Linked DNA regions of Homo sapiens: region 1 is linked to region 2. A link is an interaction called in ENCODE POLR2A ChIA-PET data of the cell type or tissue named here. Cell type or tissue: PC-3. All regions are shown on one strand. Each heading gives the region's core, and the rest is flanking DNA. Links, peaks and the distances in the headings are about the cores only. Region 1 has its middle 7.1 kb from the start of USP30. Region 2 overlaps CORO1C (coronin 1C).

Evidence for each region. Peaks named below come from ENCODE experiments on the same cell type or tissue, not always from the same donor. Only the 100,000 strongest peaks of a DNase experiment are listed, where the experiment ranks them.
Region 1: POLR2A ChIA-PET joins it to region 2 with 6 read pairs; 1 of 35 experiments calls an interaction of 5 or more read pairs at or near these places.

What each region holds. Positions count from the first base shown.
Region 1 is chr12:109,042,810-109,048,197 of GRCh38, reverse strand. It overlaps a transcript of USP30 not described here. Among named protein-coding and RNA genes, the nearest start is that of USP30, 7.1 kb to the left of the region's middle. In PC-3, for the core only: no CTCF peak of the experiment used is centred there; a DNase peak (open chromatin) is centred at 907; H3K27me3 peaks cover 2,500 bases.
Region 2 is chr12:108,693,514-108,698,901 of GRCh38, reverse strand. The region is part of intron 2 of CORO1C (coronin 1C); the gene reads left to right. Among named protein-coding and RNA genes, the nearest start is that of CORO1C, 35 kb to the left of the region's middle. RefSeq lists enhancers at 3,996-4,055, 4,840-5,352. In PC-3, for the core only: no CTCF peak of the experiment used is centred there; DNase peaks (open chromatin) are centred at 2,301 and 3,891; H3K4me3 peaks cover 619 bases; H3K27ac peaks cover 4,797 bases.

The DNA.
Region 1 (5,388 bases), core at 232-5,231, 350 kb before region 2:
GGGAGGATTGCTTGAGCCCAGGAGTTAGAGGTTGCAGTGAGCCATGATTGTGCCACTGCACTCCACCACACAGCCTGGCCAACAGAGCAAGACCATGTCTCAAAAAAAAAAAAAAAAAAGTAGGCATTCTATTAGACGTCAGACCCATGATCACATCACTCATTGTACGGCCTCTGGAAAACTCCGAGATACACTGGTGAGTGAATGGGAATGGGAAGGGCTTAGTATTATTATGAAAAATTCTGACCCAGTGAACCTCCTAAAAGGGTCTTGAGCACCCTTAGGGAGCCTGCAGACTGCACTTTGAGAACCACCACTTTAGCTGGCTGGGTGAATACTAAAATTAGTCTAGCTAATTTTTTGTATTTTTTGTAGAGGCAGAGGGTTTCACCATGTTGCCCAGACTGGTCTCGAACTCCTGGGCTCAAGTGATCCACCCACCTTGGCCTCCCAAAGTACCCTCTCTTTAAATGCCACACTTACCCAACACACTCTGAGTAAGTCACTAGAGGAGAGGGCTGGCCCAGAGGATGGACCCTAGTTTGCAACACTTCAAATATGCAGAGCTTGCTTCCTTTTGTCCTCAGCGCTGGGTCTTAGTGTCCGGTCTGGAAAAACAAGATGCTTTCACATGAACATGTATAATGTATTTGTGTTTGTCCACAGGTAGAAAGAATAAACACAGAAAGATTCAAACACTCACAAGATTTCTGTTTATTTTTTCCTCATGCGGTTGTTTTGGGGGCCAAAACAAAACAATAATAAATGTCTCAAAATCATTTAAATTCCACCTCACACAGCATGTCAGAACTGTTTGTTGTAGCTCTTGTTTTTTCCCATTGATCCGCTGACCATGGTCTCAATTATGTTGGCAGCACATTCTTAGCACTGATTCACCCTTCTCCCCAGACAAGTTTGTGGGTTGACCTCAAGGCCAGAAGAGGATGAAGTGTAGGGTAAACATCGTCTCTTAGGTGAATAAATGTTGAATGAACATAAGAAGGGTTTCCTCGGTTAAAAAAAAAAAATGCATCCACCTCTGTTGTTCACACTAAACCCGTTGGAGGAGTAAAAGGTGGTTTTACTAAGAATTATGCTGGGACCACAGGTGTTGAACTGAGACTGTCTCCAAATACGTGGTCACCCTAGTCAATGAAATAAAAAATCTTTGGTTTGAGGTCTGGATCAAAACTTCCAGCTGGCCGGGCGCAGTGGCTCAACCCCTGTAATCCCACCACTTTGGGAGGCCCAGGCGGGTGGATCACCTGAGGTCAGGAGTTCGAGACCAGCCTGGCCAACATGGTGAAACCCCGTCTCTACTAAAAATACAAAAATTAGCTGGGCATGATGGCGCACACCTGTAATCCTAGCTACTCGGGAGGCTGAGGTGGGAGGATTGCTTGAACCTGGGAGGTGGAGGTGGCAGTGAGCCAAGATCGCACTACTGCACTCCAGCCTGGGCGACAAAGTGAGACTCCATTTCAACAACAACAACAGCAGCAACAACAACAAAACAGACCTTCCAGCTGGCTGGCTATGTGATCCTAGGCAATTCATCTTTTTCCCTGGGTGTGATGGTTAAGTTTAATTGTCAACTTTGGCTAGGCCAAAGTGGCCAGATAGTTGGTCAGACATTAGTCTGGATGTTTCTGTGAGATGGTTTTTGGATGAGATTAACATTTAAATTGGTGGACTTTTGAGTAAAATAGCTTGCCCTCCAAATAGTGGGTGGGCCTCATCCAATTAATTGAAGGCCTGAAGAGGAAGAAAAAAAAAAAAAGACTGGGCTGGGTGCAATGGCTCACGCCCGTAATCCCAGCACTGTGGGAGGCTGAGGTGGGCAGATCACGAGGTCAGGAGATCGAGACCATCCTGGCCAACATGGTGAAACGCTGTCTCTACTAAAATACAAAATAATAATAATAAAAATTAGCCAGGTGTGGTGGCATGTGCCTGTAGTCCCAGGTACTAGGGAGGCTGAGGCAGGGGAATCACTTAAACCCGGGGGGGCGGAGGTTCCAGTGAGCCAAGATCGCGCCACTGCACTCCAGCCTAGCAACAGAGTGAGACTCCATCTAAAAAAAAAAAAAAAAAAAAAAAAAAAAGACTGACTTCCCCCAAGCAAGAGGGAAGAATAAGAGGGAATTCTGCTTGCAGACTGCCTGAATTGCAACACTGGCTTTTTCCATAGGTCTCCAGCTTTCTGGCACACTCTATAGATTTTGGACTTGCTAGCTTCCACAACTGTGTGAGCCAATTCTTTAAGGCTCACTCCTATATCTATATCTATGTCTACATGTATAGCTATGTCTAGTTCTACGTCTATGTGTCTATGTCTGTATCTATATGATCTATACGTGTGCATACACACACATACACACGCGTTCTATTGATTCTGTTTCTCTGGAGAACCCTGACTGGTACAATGGGGTCACAGTTTCCTCACCTGAAACATACTGATTGCAACCACCTGCCAAAACTTGTTACCGACAAGACCCCATGCTAGGTACCTACATGCACTGCCCTGTTTCATCCTCCCAACAGCCCCTCCTAGTGGGTTCTATTAAAATCCCATTTCATAGAAGAGGAAGCTAAAGCCCGGAGAAGTGAATTGACTTGGCCAAGGTCATACTGTGGGTTTGTGACCAGACAGTATGGCAGGCGGGTCTGTGTGATTCTAAGGCCTGTGTCTTAAGCTGGACAATTCTGCCTCCGACCTGAGCCCTCAGGCTGGGACCATCACCCCCCACCCCCACTGTGATCTGCACCCCACATTTCTGTTGGTTTCAAGACACTGCCTGGGCATATGGAGCAACCCAGCCCTGATTTTAGCTGGGATCTCATTAACACCTGAGAATGGGCTAAAGAGAGGATAGGAAATGGAACATAAGTACCTCTTATCCCTTTGGAAAGATGTTTGGGCGGGCGCAGTGGCTCACGCCTGTAATCCCAGCACTTTGGGAGGCCGAGGCGGGTGGATCACCCGAGGTCAGGAATTCAAGACCAGCCTGGCCAACATGGTGAAACCCCGTCTCTACTAAAAATACAAAAATTAGCCAGGCATGGTAGTACATGCCTATAATCCCAGCTACTCAGGAGGCTGAGTCAGGAGAATCGCTTAGAACCCGGGAGGCGGAGGTTGCAGTGAGCAGAGATTGCGCCACTGCACTCTAGCCTGGGTAACAGAAAAAAAAAAAAAAAAAAAAAAAGATGTTTGACCTTACTTGGTAATGAAAAGAATGCAGATTAAAACTATAATCAGAAAACATTTTTTCCCCCATCAGATTAATAAAGCATGAAAAAGTGTGATAACATAATGATGATGGTATATGGGTAAACAGGAAAACTTGGGTATCTCTGTGAGAGGTATAGGTAGAGCAATTTGGATGTTTATCAGAATTACAAATCTGCATACTCAGTGACAAAGTATCACATATGTAGAAGAATAAACATATTTATTACAGCATTTGAGAGGATTTTTCCATTTTTTTTTATTGTGGCAAAGTACATATAACATAAAATTTGTCATCTTAATCATTCTTTTTTTTATTTTTATTTTTAGAGAAAGAGTCTCACTCTGTTGCCCAGGCTGGAGTGCAGTGGCATTATCACAGCTCACTGCAGCCTTGAACTCCAGAGCTCAGATGATCCTTCCACCCTAGCCTCGCGAGTAGCTAGGACTACAGACACGAGCCTTTGTGCCTGGCTGATTTTTCTTTTTTTGTAGAGATGGGGTCTCACTATGTTGCCCAGGCTGGTGTCAAACTCCTGGCCTCACACAATCCTCCCACCTCAGCCTCCCAAACTGCTCAGATCGCAGGCGTGAGCCACCATGTCTGGACAACCATTCTTAAGTGTGCAGTTCAGTGGTATTGAAAGACATTCATAATGTTGTGTAACCATCACCACCATCCATCTCCAGAACTCTCCATCTGCAAAACTAAAATTCTGTACCTGTTAAACAGTAACTCCTCATTCTACACGCTCCTCAGTTCCTAGCAACCACTATTCTACATTTTGTCTCTATTTATTCAACTACTCTAAGTATCTCACATAAGTGGAATCATACAGTAATTTGTCTTTTTGTGTCTGGCTTACTTCACTTAGCATAATGTCCTCAAGGTTCATTTATGGTGTGGCATATTGCAGAATTTCCTTCCTTTTTAAGGCTGAACACTATTCCTCATTGTATACCACATTCTGCTTATCCACTCTTTTGTTGATGGACACGGGTTGCTACCTATGTTTTAGCTATTGTGAATAATGTTGTTATGAACATGGGTATATACAAATATCTCTTCAAGATCCTGCTTTCAATGCATTTGGATATGTACCCAACCTGAAATTGCTGGATATTAATTTCTTATCAGATATAAAATTTTTCAAAGATATCCTCCTATTCTGTGGGTTGCTTTCTTACTCTTGATAGTGTCTTTTGATGCGCAAAAGTTTTAAATTTTCATGAAGTCCAATTTGCCAATTTTTTGTTGTTGTTGCCTGTGTCTTTGGTGTCATATCCAAGAAATCACTGCCAAATCCAATGTCACAAAGGTTTTGCCCTATATTATTTTCCAAGAGTTTTATCATTTTAGGTCTTGCATTTTGGTATTTACCCATTTTGAATTAACTTTTGTATGTGTTGTTAGGTAAGGGGCAACTTCATTCTTTTGCACATAGATATCCAGTTTTCCCAGAACTATTTGATGAAGACTGTCCTTTTCCCATTCAATCGTATTGGTACTCTTGTCAAAAGTCATTTTGACCATATACCAGAGAGTTTGTATTTGGGCTTCATTGGTCTATATGCCTATCTTATGCCAGTATCATACTGTTTTGATTAGTGTGGCTTTGTAGTAAGTTATGAAATTAGAAAGAGTGAGTCCTTCAGCCTAGCTTGTCTTTCTCAGGTTGTTTTGGCTATTTGGGGTCCCTTGAGAGTCCACACGAATTTAGAATGGGTTTTTCTAGTTCTTCAAAAAGTAAACGGGATTTTGACAGAGATTGTATTTACTCTACAGATCACTTTGGGTAGTATTGACATTTTAACGATATTAATTCTTCCAATCCATGGACTTGGGATGTGTTTCCATTATGTCTTCTTTAATTTCTTTCAGCAATATTTTGTGATTTTCATTGTAAAAGTCTTTCACTTCCTTGGTTAATTCCTAAGTATTTCATTCTTTTTGGTGCTATTGTAAATGAAATAGTTTTTGTCACTTCTTTTTCAGATTATTCATTGTTAGTATCTAGAAATGCAATGGATTCTTGTGTATTGACTTTCTTTGTATCCTGCTACTTTGCTGAATTAATTTATTAGTTCTAACAGCTTTTTTCTGGACTCTTTAAGGTTTTCTGCATATGAAATCATATCATCTGAAAACAATGATA
Region 2 (5,388 bases), core at 313-5,312:
TAAAGTGTGTGTATTTAGCTCTTAGCGTCAATGTGGCATAGAGGGAAGATCACAAATCTGGGAATTGATGAGCTGTGGAGTTCAGTCCTGGCTCAGTCACTGACTTGTAGTGGGACGTGGATGTGTCTCTTTATCCTTCCGCTCCTCTGTTTCTCTCTCTGTAACATAAGCAGCTGTGTATAAAAGTTATTTTCTGGCCGGGCACAGTGGCCCATGCCTGTAATCCCAGCACTTTGGGAGGCTGAGGCGGGCGGATCACCTGAGGTCAGGAGTTCGAGACCAGCCTGGACAACGTGGTGAAACCTCGTCTCTACTAAAAATACAAAAATTAGCCGGGCATGGTGGTGCACACCTGTAGTCCCAGCTACTCAGGAGGCTGAGGCAGGAGAATCACTTGAACCCGGGAGGCGGAGTTGCAGTGAGCTGAGATCGTGCCACTGCACTCCAGCCTGGACGACAGAGTGAGACTCCGTCTCAAAAAGAAAAAAAAGTTATTTTCTGCCTTGGAAATTCTAGATCATGTCAGAAATGCTTCTCACCTTCCATGGTTCTCAGCTATGAAGTGATTTCCAGTGCAGTTGGTGTGTACTCAAAATTCAGCAAAGAAAACAGTTTTGTTCCATTTTTGTCCCCCTAATTCAATGTATAACTTTGGCAAGTAGATGCCTTTTTACTCCTGGCTGCTTTTTCACTAAGGCAAAGCTGAGCCCAGCAAAGAGGAGTGGTCCTGTGGTCCCTCATGACAGTCATGTGCCTAGGTAGTTCTCAGTAGGATCTGCTATGGCAGGGCTTGGCCCGTGAGCCCTGGAGTGTCAGGTGACACTTGCCTTTTTTTTCTTCTAAGTTGCTGTTCCTACCTGAGATGCTGGCTGGTTACCAGGCATCAGTAGCTGGTAGAAAATAGAATGATCTTCCATGTTATCAGAAAACCTACATTTCTCTATGGGGCTGACTGCCTTCTTGATGTCTACCTTATAATTTTGGTATAGTCATGAATATTTGAATAATGGTTATACATTTTACAGTTGATATTTGATTGTTTACACAATATGAGTGAGTCTTCATATACGATTAGTTGGTTTGATTGTCTGTAAGCAGAGTACCTGCTGTGTGCCAGCATCTGTGCCCTCCAGGAGCACTTGTGTCTAAGAAAGCATCCTGGCAGATTGCTGGTACTGAGGTGTTTGTCTCCTCATTAGAAGTACAGCCTCGAAGAAGAAATATGATGGGGACTCCAACTACATGGTGAACCCATTAATCCCTTTTCAGTACAGGGCTTTGTAATACTAGGGCTCTTTACCCTGGAAAAGAGACTCCTACAACTTTAGTGTCTTGGCAACTATGAAATAGTTTTATCATGAGGTGTTGCTTTGGTTTAAAGGCAAAGAAAAACTAAATTCCCAATTATAATATGAAGTTATGTTTGAAATCAAGATAGCAAGAAATGATGTTTAGATGTGTGTTAGGCTCCAATACATGTTGATAGCAGCCTGGCATGATTTTAAACACGAACCTTAAAAGATGGGTATGGCTTTTAATAATTATCTCATGGGCTTCTGAGAATGTTTTCCCTTTTTTGTTTCTGGTTATAGACAGGCAGGTTAGTTTTGGTGATGCGTTTGGGACTCTGTACATAATAATACTGAATATGTACACGTTGGAATTAAGGTGGATTATGACCCTTTCAGAAAGGCTCCCATTTGAAAACATGGTTTTCCATGAATTTCTTTTGAAAGCTATTTAGTGTCAGCAGTAAATAAGGCTTCTTATTGCAACCTCATGAGGCTTGTGGTTAGATTCTGGGAGAATGTAAAATAAGTTAGACATGGTTTCTGTCTTCCAGGACTTAAAATCTGAAGTGAAAAGAGTAATAGGGATAAATACATCAAAGCACATGCATATACAAAGACACACACATATGCAGCAAGCAGCACACTTAAGAATGAATGTATGCTTATTTTAAGCATATGGTTTATGAGGTGTTTGTTAGGAAGGTTTTATTAGGGAAAGTGGGATTTTTGAAGAGGTCACTGCCGGAGGAATATAGAAAGTCCTCAGTCCTGAGGTGGGTTGATTTAGATTAGCACACGTGATTCCCACTCTCTTTTGTAATGCTTCCATCAAGCTGTGGCTTGCCACTCTGCCATGACTTTTCAAGGTGTGGCTTAGTGCATTTACTTATTCTTTAGTCCTTCAGAGGATGAATAATAGCAGTCTTGCTGAACATAAGTTGGCTTTGTGGTTTTGGCTATGAGGAATACTTTTTTTTCTTGCCACAACTGCACAAGCTGCCTTGTCTCAAGAGCACACAGGTTTTCAGCCCTCTGTGTAATCTACCACGTTGGCATGAATAAGCCTTTCCTTTGTGGAGTAGCCACACTCGTGACGTAGATAGAACTGAGACATTCCCTCCCTATTGTGAACCATGGAGGGCTCATACACACCAGTGTTTCTGGATAGATACACATACAACCCCCCCGTCCCCTCCCTCCCCCCGACACACTTCATATCACAACAAGCCTGTAAATCCTGCCTTAAACAAGTAAGAGGGGGAGGAATCGGTAAGAATTATATGCTCTTGATCTCTTGACATTCTCTTGGCTGGAGGATGCGAACTAGATGGCTCCTGTCTTCCCAAGTTGCTTTCTTTCTCCCTTCCTTCCTTGAGTATTGTGAAATACTGTGAAGCAACTTTGGTGAATTGGAATGATAGCTGATTTCACCCTCACAGAAACTACCTGGGACAAGAATGCTGCTCTGGCCAGGATAGGATGGGTATGGCCAGGTCTCTGTTAGCTTTTTGGGTCATGATCTCTTCTTCTCTCCCATGGGCTCCTTTGTTGTAGCTGTGTGGTACTTTCTTATACACAACTGTGTTTCTCCCATTTATTTTAGGAGCTGTGTGTGGGAATATTTGGGATCTTGCTTTATTTATGTCTGTGAACAATTTTTCAACTCATTTTGCAGTTTTTCATGTAGGGTTTTATGAAAGAATTTAGCTCTACAGAAAATCATTTGAAAGACTGTTTTTTTTTTTTTTTTTTTTTTTTAGTTCTCCCAAGGGTGATACATAGCCAGTCTTCTAGATGCATAGGATTAAGAGCTCATTGCCTATAATAGCATATATTAGAGCATTAGGACTTTAATTTCTTATAGAACCTAGGTTGATGAAGGCAGCTTTGGAATGTTTCTGTCATGTTGGTTGAGGAAGAGATCTTGATTCATTTCAGTCAGTATTCCACTAATGATGATACTTGGTGGTCTTTTCTTCCTGTTCATTATCCAGCTCAGATGTTGCCTTTGATTATTTACTGAAACAGAGGAACTCATCCATTGGGTTCTCTTAGTTGCTTCTTCATACCACTGGTACCACAGCCTGCGTTATCACATTATTAAAATTATTATTCACTTAACGGAGGGAATGGTTAGAATTATATGCTCTTGATCTCTTGACTCACTTGGATAGAGGATGCAAACTGGGTGGCTATGTATATGGTAGCCTTTTGTGCAGGTTCTCCAAAAACTTGCCTTACTATATTGTGGTAGGTGGCCTCCAACACTGAATAGGGCTAGCCTGTGTAACCATAGGGTATGGTGGAATTGATGGAGTGTGAATTCTGAGACTAGGTCATAAAAGCCCACTGGCTGCTACTTTGTCTCTTTTGGAGCTGCCATGTTGTGAGGATACTCCAGCAGCTCTGTGGCAAGGTCCATAGGACCTCCTGATGACTGCCAGCACCAGCTCAACCAGCCATGTGATGAGCCATCTTGAAAGTAGATCCTGCAGCCCTAGTAAAGCCATCAGGTGACTGCAGCCCTGGCTGACACTATCTCGTGAAAAACCCTGGGCCAGAGCCACCCAGATAAGCTGTTTTTGAATTCCTGATCCTTAGCAACTGTGTGAGTAATAAATGTTTATTGTTTTAATCAGCTGAATTTTAGGATAACTTGTTAATCAGCAGTTGATAACTAATACATATATTCTTAGACTGTATTACGTGACTCATAATGTTAGTTCACACAATTCATATATGAGTAATTCAGAGTGACTTAAAAGGCTTTCTGGTAGTTTTGAACACTATATTTCCACCTAGCCTTTAAGAAAAAAATCTACGTAGAAATATAATATCTATATACATATAAACATTCTTAAGTCCTAAGTGAATAATTGAGGGATTCCTTTCAATAGCAAGAGAAAGCTATATGGCAAGATTTTGTTATCCTGTATTCCATGGTACCTTCATATAACCTAAAAAATGTGTTATAAGATCATAGTCATTATCTCGTACTTAACTTCAATTGTGTTATTAGTTTTTAGGAAATAATGTGCAATGTTAACATTGATGGGACTAAAAGTGATGTTTTATTTTCTTCTTTATAATTACCTGCACTTAAAAATATTTTTTTACAATGAACTTATTACATATTGAGATTTTGAAAAATATTATCAGTAATATTACCAGAGTACATATAAAGAGCTAACTATTGCTTAAATGTTTGTGAAATTTAACACAGTACTTTAGAAAAATCACATTCATTCATTCACATATTCATTCCTTAGTGCCTGCATGTGCAGCGACCTGTGGTGGGTTCTTGCTTTTTTTTTTTTTTTTTTTTTTTTTGAGACAGTCTTGCTCTGTTCCCCAGGCTAGAGTGCAGTGGTGCGATCTTGACTCACTGCAGCCTCCACCTCCCAGGTTCAAGCACTTCTCCTGCCTCAGCCTCGTGAGTAGCTGGGACTACGGGTGTGTACCATCATGCCCGGCTAATTTTTATATTTTTAGTAGAGACAGAGTTTCACTGTGTTGGCCAGGCTGGTCTCGAACTCCTGATCCTCTTGCCTTGCCCTCCCAAAGTGGGATTACAGGCGTGAGCCACCACACCCGGCTAGGTTCTTGCTTTTAAGAAGCTTCAACAACTGTGCTTGATCTCTCCAGGGGGGTGCTTTGTGCATGAAGTGCTTTAGCACTGGGGTGTGAGAGATAGTTTCACCCTAGGCTTAGAAGGTAAGGAAGACATCACAGAGAAGGTTCGGTTTGAATTCAGGTTTTTTTTTTTCCTCTGCGTAGGAGCTAAAGATGAAACAGAAGAGGAGCCAACCCAACTTTTAAACTGTTAAGTTAGTAGAGGGGCTCTGTCCCTAGGAGGGCAAAGAAGTAGGTGGTAGGCACATTCCTCCTTCAGACTCCAGGATGTCTAGTTTAGGTGGATTTTTGTAGTATTGCAGAAATAGAATGTTTGATTGGAAGATAAACAAATCATTTATGCATAGTGTGAACTAACATTATGAGTCAAAAGAAGCTGAAGGATAGCTTTTTGGTAGAAAATCCTACATTTCTTGACCCTTTCTTTCACTTTCAGTGTGAATTTGGCAAAATTGGTATTTTC